Regions from separate parts of the Mus musculus genome. Here region 2 is linked to region 1. The links are chromatin loops, found by intact Hi-C in ENCODE. Cell type or tissue: gastrocnemius. All regions are shown on one strand. Links, peaks and the distances in the headings refer to the core of each region. The heading gives the core; the rest is flanking DNA. Region 1 has its middle 16 kb from the start of Gm42327. Region 2 overlaps Srrm1 (serine/arginine repetitive matrix 1).

Region 1 (4,388 bases), core at 175-4,174:
CTGAGCTCACCCTTGGATGGAGCTGGCCTGAAAGTCCCTGATCTCTGCCCGCTCTGGAAGTGGCTTTATTCTTAGAAACTCCACTCCAACCGGGCCCCCCGTTTTGTGGCTGGGGGGCGTCTAGGAACTGGGGCTCTCAGTCCGGGTCTGCCCTTTCCTGGGGCAGAAGCACAAGTCACGCGGCCTCCACAGCTGGCCGTGTTCCTTGTCTGTTCAGTTGGGGTGCAAAGCCCTGTCTGCTACCTCAGGGGGGACACTGTGTCCTGAAAGCCCACAGCTGGAAAGTCCCCATGGTTTTCATAAAAAGGATATAGCCAGGAAGGGAAGCAGGTAGCCCCAGCTCTAGGCCTGGCAGGTACAGGGCTGATCGGTACTTGCTTACTCTCAGCCTCGGCCTAATGTGAGACTTTGGTCAAGTCTACCAGTCATTGTATCCTCCCTCCCTCCCTTCCTTCCTTCCTTCCTTCCTTCCTTCCTTCCTAATAACTTATTTATTCATATTTTATGTGCTTTGGTGTTTTGCTTGCATGCATGTCTATATGAGGGTGTCACATCTTGGAGTTATAAGACAGTTGTGAGCGGCCATGTGGTTGTTGGGATTTGAACTCAGGACCTCTGGAAGAGCAGTCAAGGCTCTTCATCACTTAGCCATCTCTCCAGCCCCCACTGTCCTTTTCTTCTTGTGTATCTGTGCCTGTATTTACACACACGTGTGAGCATGTGCAGACGAGGGCACGTGCCTGTGTGAAGGCCAGAGGCCGGCCTCAGGTGTTCTGCCTCAGGAGCCTCTGATTTTGCTTTTGTTTTTGTTTTCAGTCAGAATCTCCTTGCCCTTGGGCTTGACAGATGGGCCAGGCTGAGGCTGTCTGGTCAGTGAGCTCGAGGGTCTGCAGGCTCTTTCTCCTTGGCGATCCCACCATATGCACACACCTGGCCCCAGAGCTGGGATTACAAGTGTGTACAACCACACCCAGCTTTATATGGGGTAAACTCAGGTCCTCATGCATATATAAGCCTCCAACCGAGCCCCTTCCCGGCCCCTCTGGGCCTTTCTCTATGGCCAGGGGACAGGTCTTAGCATCCAGGATGGTCACAGGACCCAGCAAAAACAACATGCACAGAGACACTCTGGAATGTTCTCAGTGGTACACTAAGAAGCACTTCTTAGTGGAACTGGACCCGAACTCACATCTTGTAGGCTTGGAGTTTGCTACCTGGCCCTGGGCCTCCCAGTGTGGGAGAGAATTCTCAACCCCTTGGACGGGCCACCAGAAGAAGGAGCCCACTTACCTGTTCCTGCCTCCATGGAGAAGTGACAAATCTCTTTGTCTGGTTCCAGCAAGTCTCTGAGATGCCATACTTGGGGTGGGACGGGCTCTGCAGTCCTGGATGGCCAAGCCCACAGTGGAGTGAAAGGCTAATCTGCCTGCAACAGGCCCACAGCCCATGAGCCTTAGGGACATCGGGGAGTTCCGACTCAGATTTTGTCAAATGCTTATAGGCAAAATTAAAAATAAAATAAAATGAAATGAAATGAAATGAAATAAAATAAAATAAAAAAGAGCAGTCTGCCTTCCTGCCTCGTCTGTAGAGGAGGAATAGGAGGAGCCCTGGCGACAAGGAAGAGGGAGGATCAGTTGGCATTCCGGTATGGCTCCTTTTTCTGGGAAGCTCAGAGCTCGCCACGTCTAGGTTGGCAATGGCTGGAGCTGAAGGAGTCAGCCCCATTCATACAGTCAGGCTGGGTCTGCCTGTACTATCCCCACCACCACCACCTAACAACAACGTTGTCACTGACACCCCCACCACCGGCAACATCACTTACCACGGTTGACACCATCTCACACCACTGTGACCATCACCGCCCTTACCACCTCCCCCTCCCCCACAGCTCACCGTCACCTTTGCCTCAATTACCAGCCACTACTGTCACCATCATCACCACCGCCACCACCACCACCATCTTCACCACCACCACAACTAACACCACCTCCTCTATCCCCACCAGACCCTGGGCCAGCCACTTTGCCTCTGTCACTACTACAGGAAAAGGACTCCCTTCTCCAACTGAAGCCTCGCCTACAGACTCACCCCAGTGGGGATGAGGGCCAGCCTCAGGGCTCTGCCATGGCTGCAGCAGTCAGACCTGCAAATGCCTGCTGCAAGATGAACATAAGCGCTCTTGGAGAAAGGGGGCAGAAGAATCTATTACAGAGAAGAGACATGTTGACCACACACACGGTCTTCGCAACTGACGGACGTGAAGTAAGACACATTATGCTTTTCAAATTACTCTTGGGGAGACAAAAGCACAGAAATTTAAAGGCTTGTCCAAGGCCAGGTATCTAATATAGAATGAGGCTGTGATTTGAACCCAGGAACCTCACACCAGAATCCCCAATCCTGACCACTTCACTACACTGCCAGATTGGAGGCCCAGACCCTCACTGTCAGCAGTATCATTGACCCTGCAGTTTTTAACCTAAGACACAGTAGACGCTCAACAAAAAGAAGCCAGTTTATTGATAATACTGAAGCCCCTCCCCCACTCCTGCTCCTTCCTTCCCTGAGCCCGCCAGGCCGGAGGCTGTTGCTGCAGTTCCATAGCCAGCCAAGAGAGGGCAGCATGCAAAACAGTTCAAGAACTTTCCCGGGGCGCCAGAAGGAATTGGGAGGAAGTGGAGCTAAGACTTTGTGGCTGGCGTGAAGGCAGTTAGTGACCCAGAACAAATTCAAACAGACTCTGATGAGACGTGTTCTCTCATCCTCAGCTGAGATAACTGAGGGCCAGAGATGGAAGCGTCCTTGTCCACGATCACACAGCCAGTAAGTGGCAGAGACAAGTTAACAGTTTCAGTCTTCTGATTCGTTTTTCCCTTACCCAAATGGAAGGCAAGGAGATAGACCAGGCCTCCTCGCGTCTGCAGGATAAGACCAGGAACAGGACTAGCCTATGGTAAAAGTGACTAGCCCTGGGCAACACCTCACACCTGCACATAGCCCGGCCGCCCCCTAGTGGCGATGACGGTCAGTTTTCGTAGGCTCTGATAGTCTCTGCATGACCTTGCTAGCTGAGTTCTTCCTGAAGTCACCACTGCAGCTCTGGCGAATATGGTCTCACTCCTGGAAGACTCCTGGAAGGGGGAGGGGCTCTACTTTCACAGAGACGAGACCCATTTTCTTCTAGGAATAGCATCCTCTGATGAAGAGCAGAACTTACAAAATTTGCAGAGTGCCAGTTGGTGAGACTTTGGGGGTGGGGTGATTAGATAAGGAAGAAGAATAGAGTACATTTTAGAGAAGAGTGGAGTTATTAGCTGTGTCCAGAGGTGCCTGAGCAGCTAGCCCAGTGGAGAAGAAATGAGCGAGAGATGCAGACAGCATTCCATGCAGATGAGATAGCAGTACAGAGGCCCTCGGGCTGCTCTCCGGGGCTCACGTAGATAACATAGATACAGACCACTGTGGTTCCCACTTCTCGGAGACTCCTAACTTTTCGAGGATCTTTTGAGCCTTGTAGGGAAGAAACAAAGGTTCAGAAAGGTCATGTTGGAGGTCACAGGGTAAATCAGTGGCAGAGTTCAACTGAAACCCCAGGCTTCTGCCTCCCAGGTCAGGCTATTTAGAGAGTGGCCTTGGATTCCAAAGTTTCTATAGCATATCACCACTGGCATACACACACACACACACACACACACACACACACACACACACACACACACACCTGAGGTGTGAGGGGCAGGACATAGTCTCCAAAGTGTGGATCCATTCAGGATAGGTGCCAAGAGCACCTCAGGCATGGTCTGATGCACCCAGCCATAGTGGGGCTGTAAGTGGGACATCTCCTGTGCCTCCCCCTCGGGGTGGAGGAAGTCTGCTCAGAGAGCTCATGTGCTTGCCAATTGGCAGGGGTGAGTGGCCACCAAACATCAGAGGCAGGATGACCACTGCCCAGGCCAGGAAGCAGGGCTCACCTGTGGCCATGGTCAGCATCCAGCCAGGGCTGAGGTTTGGAGCTGGACCACGGATCTCGAATCAGGCTGAGAGTCAGCATGGGGTTTGGTTCAAGGGTCTGTGGCAAGGGACAGTTACCAGGCTGGGTTCAAATAAGAACTCATCCATCGCCAGAGAGCAGAATGGCCAAGGTTGAGGCTCTCTGTGGCTAGAGGGAAGGGTAGACATGTGGGCCAGGCAGGGACAAAGTCACAGTCACAGGCCTGATCCTGAGGGCTGGACAGAGGAAACAGGCAGGTTCACTTCCACCCTGCCAATCTCAGCCAGGCTGGGCAGCTCAGCCTCCCACCACCCTAACCAACCCCATGGCTAGTGGTCTTGGCTGAGATAACACTGTGCCTTCACATCTTTCTGTAGCTGTGCTAAAACACTCT
Region 2 (4,368 bases), core at 369-4,368, 260 kb before region 1:
TGTATGGACATGCTCAAACAACAATAATAATAAGTGAGCTTGATTTTTTTTTTTTTTTTTTTTTGGATGCTGTCCATTTCATCTTAACGGTGTGTTGTTTTTTTCTAGGACCCCTTCTCCTCCCCCACGCCGCCGCTCACCGTCTCCAAGAAGATACTCTCCTCCCATTCAGAGGAGATACTCTCCTTCCCCCCCTCCAAAGAGGAGAACCGCCTCCCCCCCGCCCCCGCCCAAGCGAAGGGCATCACCATCTCCACCACCAAAGCGCCGGGTCTCCCACTCTCCACCTCCTAAACAAAGAAGCCCCACAGTCACCAAGAGACGCTCGCCCTCCTTATCTTCAAAACATAGGAAAGGGTCTTCCCCAGGCCGATCCACCCGGGAGGCCCGCTCACCACAACCAAACAAACGGCATTCGCCCTCACCACGGCCTCGGGCTCCTCAGACCTCAAGCCCTCCCCCTGTACGAAGAGGAGCTTCAGCGTCACCCCAAGGAAGGCAGTCCCCATCTCCAAGTACTAGGCCTATTAGGAGAGTCTCCAGGACCCCGGAGCCCAAAAAGATAAAAAAGTAAAAATGCCTAATGCTTTTGTTTGTTAGGAATATGTAGTTGTATAACATGTAGAAGAATCCTTTCTCTTACTGAACAGTTACAGAAATAATAAGCAAGCTGGTGGTGGCACACCTTTGATCCTAACACTAAGGAGGCAGAGCAGCAGGTCTCTGAACTCAAGGACAGCCATGGCTACACAGAGAAACCCTGTCTCAAAAGGCCAATAATAGTGATGGTACAAACTTTAGGTAGTGCTCACATCTTTCCCTACTTTGCTCCTTGTAGCATAAATTCCAGAGGGCTTTTCTTGGTTCTTAGCATCAGGAGACTCAGGAACTCCTCTGTATTATTTTATGTAAATGAGTATTTTGCCTGTAAGTGTATCTGTATGCCCACTTCTTGTGGGTGTCAAAGAGCCCAAAAGCAGATGTCAGTTCCCTTGAAACGATAGTTGTGCTTAGCCGTGAGCTGTGTTGGTGCTGGGACATGAACCCCAGTCCAGAGCCATTTCTCCAGCCCCTGACAAGCACATGAGACTGATAACAGAGCTGATACTTTAGGAACGTGAGAGACTGGTGTCACTACTGTGCTACAGGATGACCCGTCAGGAAAGTGGCAGAATTGTAGGGAATGTGTGACCATGGAGAACACTTGGATGACAGAAAGCTTGATGTGTGTGTCGTTGGAGTGTGTTCTCAACTTTGTCTTTTTTTCCTCTCTGTCTAGGGCTGCCTCACCAAGCCCTCAGTCCGTAAGAAGGGTTTCATCTTCCAGATCTGTCTCTGGATCTCCTGAGCCAGCAGCTAAAAAGCCGCCAGCACCTCCCTCTCCTGTGCAGTCTCAGTCACCCTCCACAAACTGGTCACCTGCAGTACCAGCCAAAAAGGCTAAGAGCCCAACACCAAGCCTGTCCCCTGCCCGGGTATGTGCCTACCTGGTTTTGGACATCTTTTATAAATTAGTCGGCTGGGGGTGGGGGACAGTACTTAACAATTCCAGGTCTCGGTGGACAGAAGCAGGGTCAGGAGTTCAAGACGAGCCTCAGCTTTGGCCTTGTGATTATACCTCAAAAAGACCAGTTAGTGGGTGAAATTCTTTAAAAGAATAGAAATTTCAAACCCAGTGTTGTAACATGCTTCTAATCCTAAGCATTCCAGAGGCTACCCTGGGCTACACCGTCTCAAAAAAAATGAAGTTACAAGTTAGATTCAGTTAAAATAATTTATATAAATTTAATGTAAAGACAGTACCTAGAATATGGTGGTTCCGTTAAATCTTTTTTCCACCCCAAGACAGATTTCTCTGTGCAGCCCTGGCTGTCTTGGAACTCTCTATAGATCAGACTGCTACTGCCTCTGCCTCCACGGTGCTGGGATTAAAGGAGTGCACTGCTGCTGCCCTGCCGGCTAAGTAGTCTTTGAATCTTGTAGTATGGAAGTGGTTAATGTGCAATAGAAACTGTACTTTGAATCGGGATTTGATTCTCTTTTCTAGAATTATCTATGTTCTAGAGAATCTCTTTGATTCTCTTTCTAGGCTATTGAAGAGTAAAAACGGCTACGATGCTCAGTGCCTGGCACGAGCTGCTGGCTTTGGGATTAGGTTTCGTTGCCTGGCTGTAGGCCAGCTTGTGTTTGAAGTGCACTGGTGACAGTTTGGGTAGCCCATGGTGTTCGGTAGATGCAAAGATAGGATTGGGGATCTTACTAGATGAGGGCGTAACTTCCAGGGCTTATGGAGACTCTGCCCTGTTGTAATGGGATATCTGAGCTAGAAGACGGCTCAGTCAATTCAGGCACCTGCTTCCAGGCCTGAAAACCTGAGGATGCACATGGTAAATGGGAAGGACTAACTCCTGTAAGAGGGACATCTCTGTAGAGGAGTGAGGCAGACCACTCCCACTCTTAAATGTGTGTGGTTGAGTTTATCCTGGCATTGTATTGGGCTAATGGCACTGCGAATTGGAATCCTGCTGTGGTTAGCTAAGTGTTGTCAGAGGTTTATAATTGCTCTTCATTGAATGCTCATGGTCAGGAGCTGGAAGGCAACTTGTGTTGCTCAGGACCCCAACTCTTGTCACCCACTCACATCCTGAATCTGGGAACTTGGCTTAGAGTTAGTAAGGAAACTGTACTGAGTCGGTCAGCATTGAGACTCTCCAACTGGCTGTGGGTGGACCCTGGCTTTAGTGTGTGTCTCACTTCTCTGAGAGTGCCCTCATTGGTGCCAGTTGTCTTTGCACAACTGTAAAACATCCATTTGTTTGAAATTCCCTCAGAGCCCCCCCCCCCAAAAAAGAAGGATTTTAATCACCTCAATTACTTCACTGTTTCTAGAATTCTGATCAAGAAGGAGGTGGGAAGAAAAAGAAGAAGAAGAAGGACAAGAAACACAAGAAGGATAAGAAACACAAGAAGCACAAAAAACACAAGAAGGAGAAGGCTGTGACCATAGCCACCCCAGCTACTGCAGCCCCTGCAGCTGTTTCTGCTGCCACCACCACATCAGCACAGGAAGAGCCTGCAGCAGCACCAGAGCCCAGGAAGGTATTCACACCGCCTCTGCCTGCTGTCTGAGAAGTGGTTGTGCTTTTTCTCTGTAGTATTTTGATGTTTCTTGGTGACCTGCCAGAATCAAGAGTACAAATGGCTTCAAAAAAAACTTAATGTGTTTCAACTTTTTACAACTACGTTCAAGGGACAGCACAGGGCCTTTTGCTGTATGTAGATTGGGCAATGTATGCTACCACTGAGCCACATCCCTAGATATACACAATAAGTGCAATTTAAAAAAAAAAAAAAAACTTCCCATAAGGGACAAAAGTGGGGGCGTCTCAGAGTAACTGATGACAGTAGGGTCTGTGTGTGCTCACCCATCAGTGTGCATGTAGAGGCCGTTGATGTCTCTCTCTCTTTCTCTCTTATTTTTATTGCACTTTACAAATCCAGGGTCATTTGCAGAGTTAATTCCTTAGGATGGGACACAAGTCATCAGGGCTTGGGGCAGGCTCCCTAAGCTGTCTTGCCTAGAGCTCACTGTCAGCACTGGGGCGCTGCAGGCGTGCTGTCATCTTACAGGGTCCGCGTGCTTGCATAGTAAGCATAGGAACATAGCTCAGTTGGTTGGGGACTTACTTAACTTAATGCTCAAGGACTGGATCTGATTCCCTAGCTCTCGTTGTACTGGGTATGGTGGTAAGCCCAGCTCTTGGGAGGGCTGATCTTGGCACCATAACAAATTCTAAACAAGCCTAGGCTACAAAGCAGCCCTGCCTCGAGAGCTTTGGGTGGCTTTTGTGTGTGCAGAGCTGTGCAGTTGCTGTACTCGGGCCCCACTGTGTCTCAAGACTTAATATGTGCCTGGGTTGGGTTTGTTTTTCAGGAGACTGAGAGTGAAGCTGAAGATGACAACCTTGATGACCTAGAGAGGCACCTGCGGGAGAAGGCCCTGCGGTCCATGCGGAAGGCTCAAGTGTCCCCACAGTCCTAAGCGGACATGTTTGTTATGTTGTAAATTTTATTTGGTTTGTACTCAATTCAATTTCAAAATTGCTAAAATGTGTTTGAGCTTTAGACTATAACATTTGTTGTAATAATTGCTAGGTTGAAGTTCACCATGTTTAAAAAAAATGGGGGGCATGGATTTACATTACAAAGGCGTCCACGGTGTATTAGTGACATTCTTCCATTGACATTTAGAGTGAAATATTTTATGCCAAAAAAAAAATCTCTTTTTTAAAAAAGGGGGTTTGACTATTGTTGGCATTCTTGTGGTTCCTTTAAATGCCCTTACCTCTCCCAAGAGGTTGTTTTGTT

What was found. Peaks named below come from ENCODE experiments on the same cell type or tissue, not always from the same donor. Only the 100,000 strongest peaks of a DNase experiment are listed, where the experiment ranks them.
Region 2: it touches region 1 in a loop (2.6-fold over the local background); 9 of 42 quality-filtered maps call a loop at or near these places.

The regions. Positions count from the first base shown.
Region 1 is chr4:135,065,551-135,069,938 of GRCm38, reverse strand. No RefSeq gene overlaps it. Among named protein-coding and RNA genes, the nearest start is that of Gm42327, 16 kb to the right of the region's middle. In gastrocnemius, for the core only: CTCF peaks have their summits at 2,597 (motif pointing right) and 3,035 (motif pointing left); DNase peaks (open chromatin) are centred at 2,612 and 3,014; H3K4me3 peaks cover 394 bases; H3K27ac peaks cover 209 bases.
Region 2 is chr4:135,321,021-135,325,388 of GRCm38, reverse strand. It overlaps Srrm1 (serine/arginine repetitive matrix 1), which reads left to right. Exons shown (of 18, transcript NM_016799.4): 15 at 109-570; 16 at 1,280-1,475; 17 at 2,890-3,099; 18 at 3,935-4,368. The coding sequence ends at 4,042. Among named protein-coding and RNA genes, the nearest start is that of Gm12984, 17 kb to the right of the region's middle. In gastrocnemius, for the core only: no CTCF peak of the experiment used is centred there; a DNase peak (open chromatin) is centred at 2,176.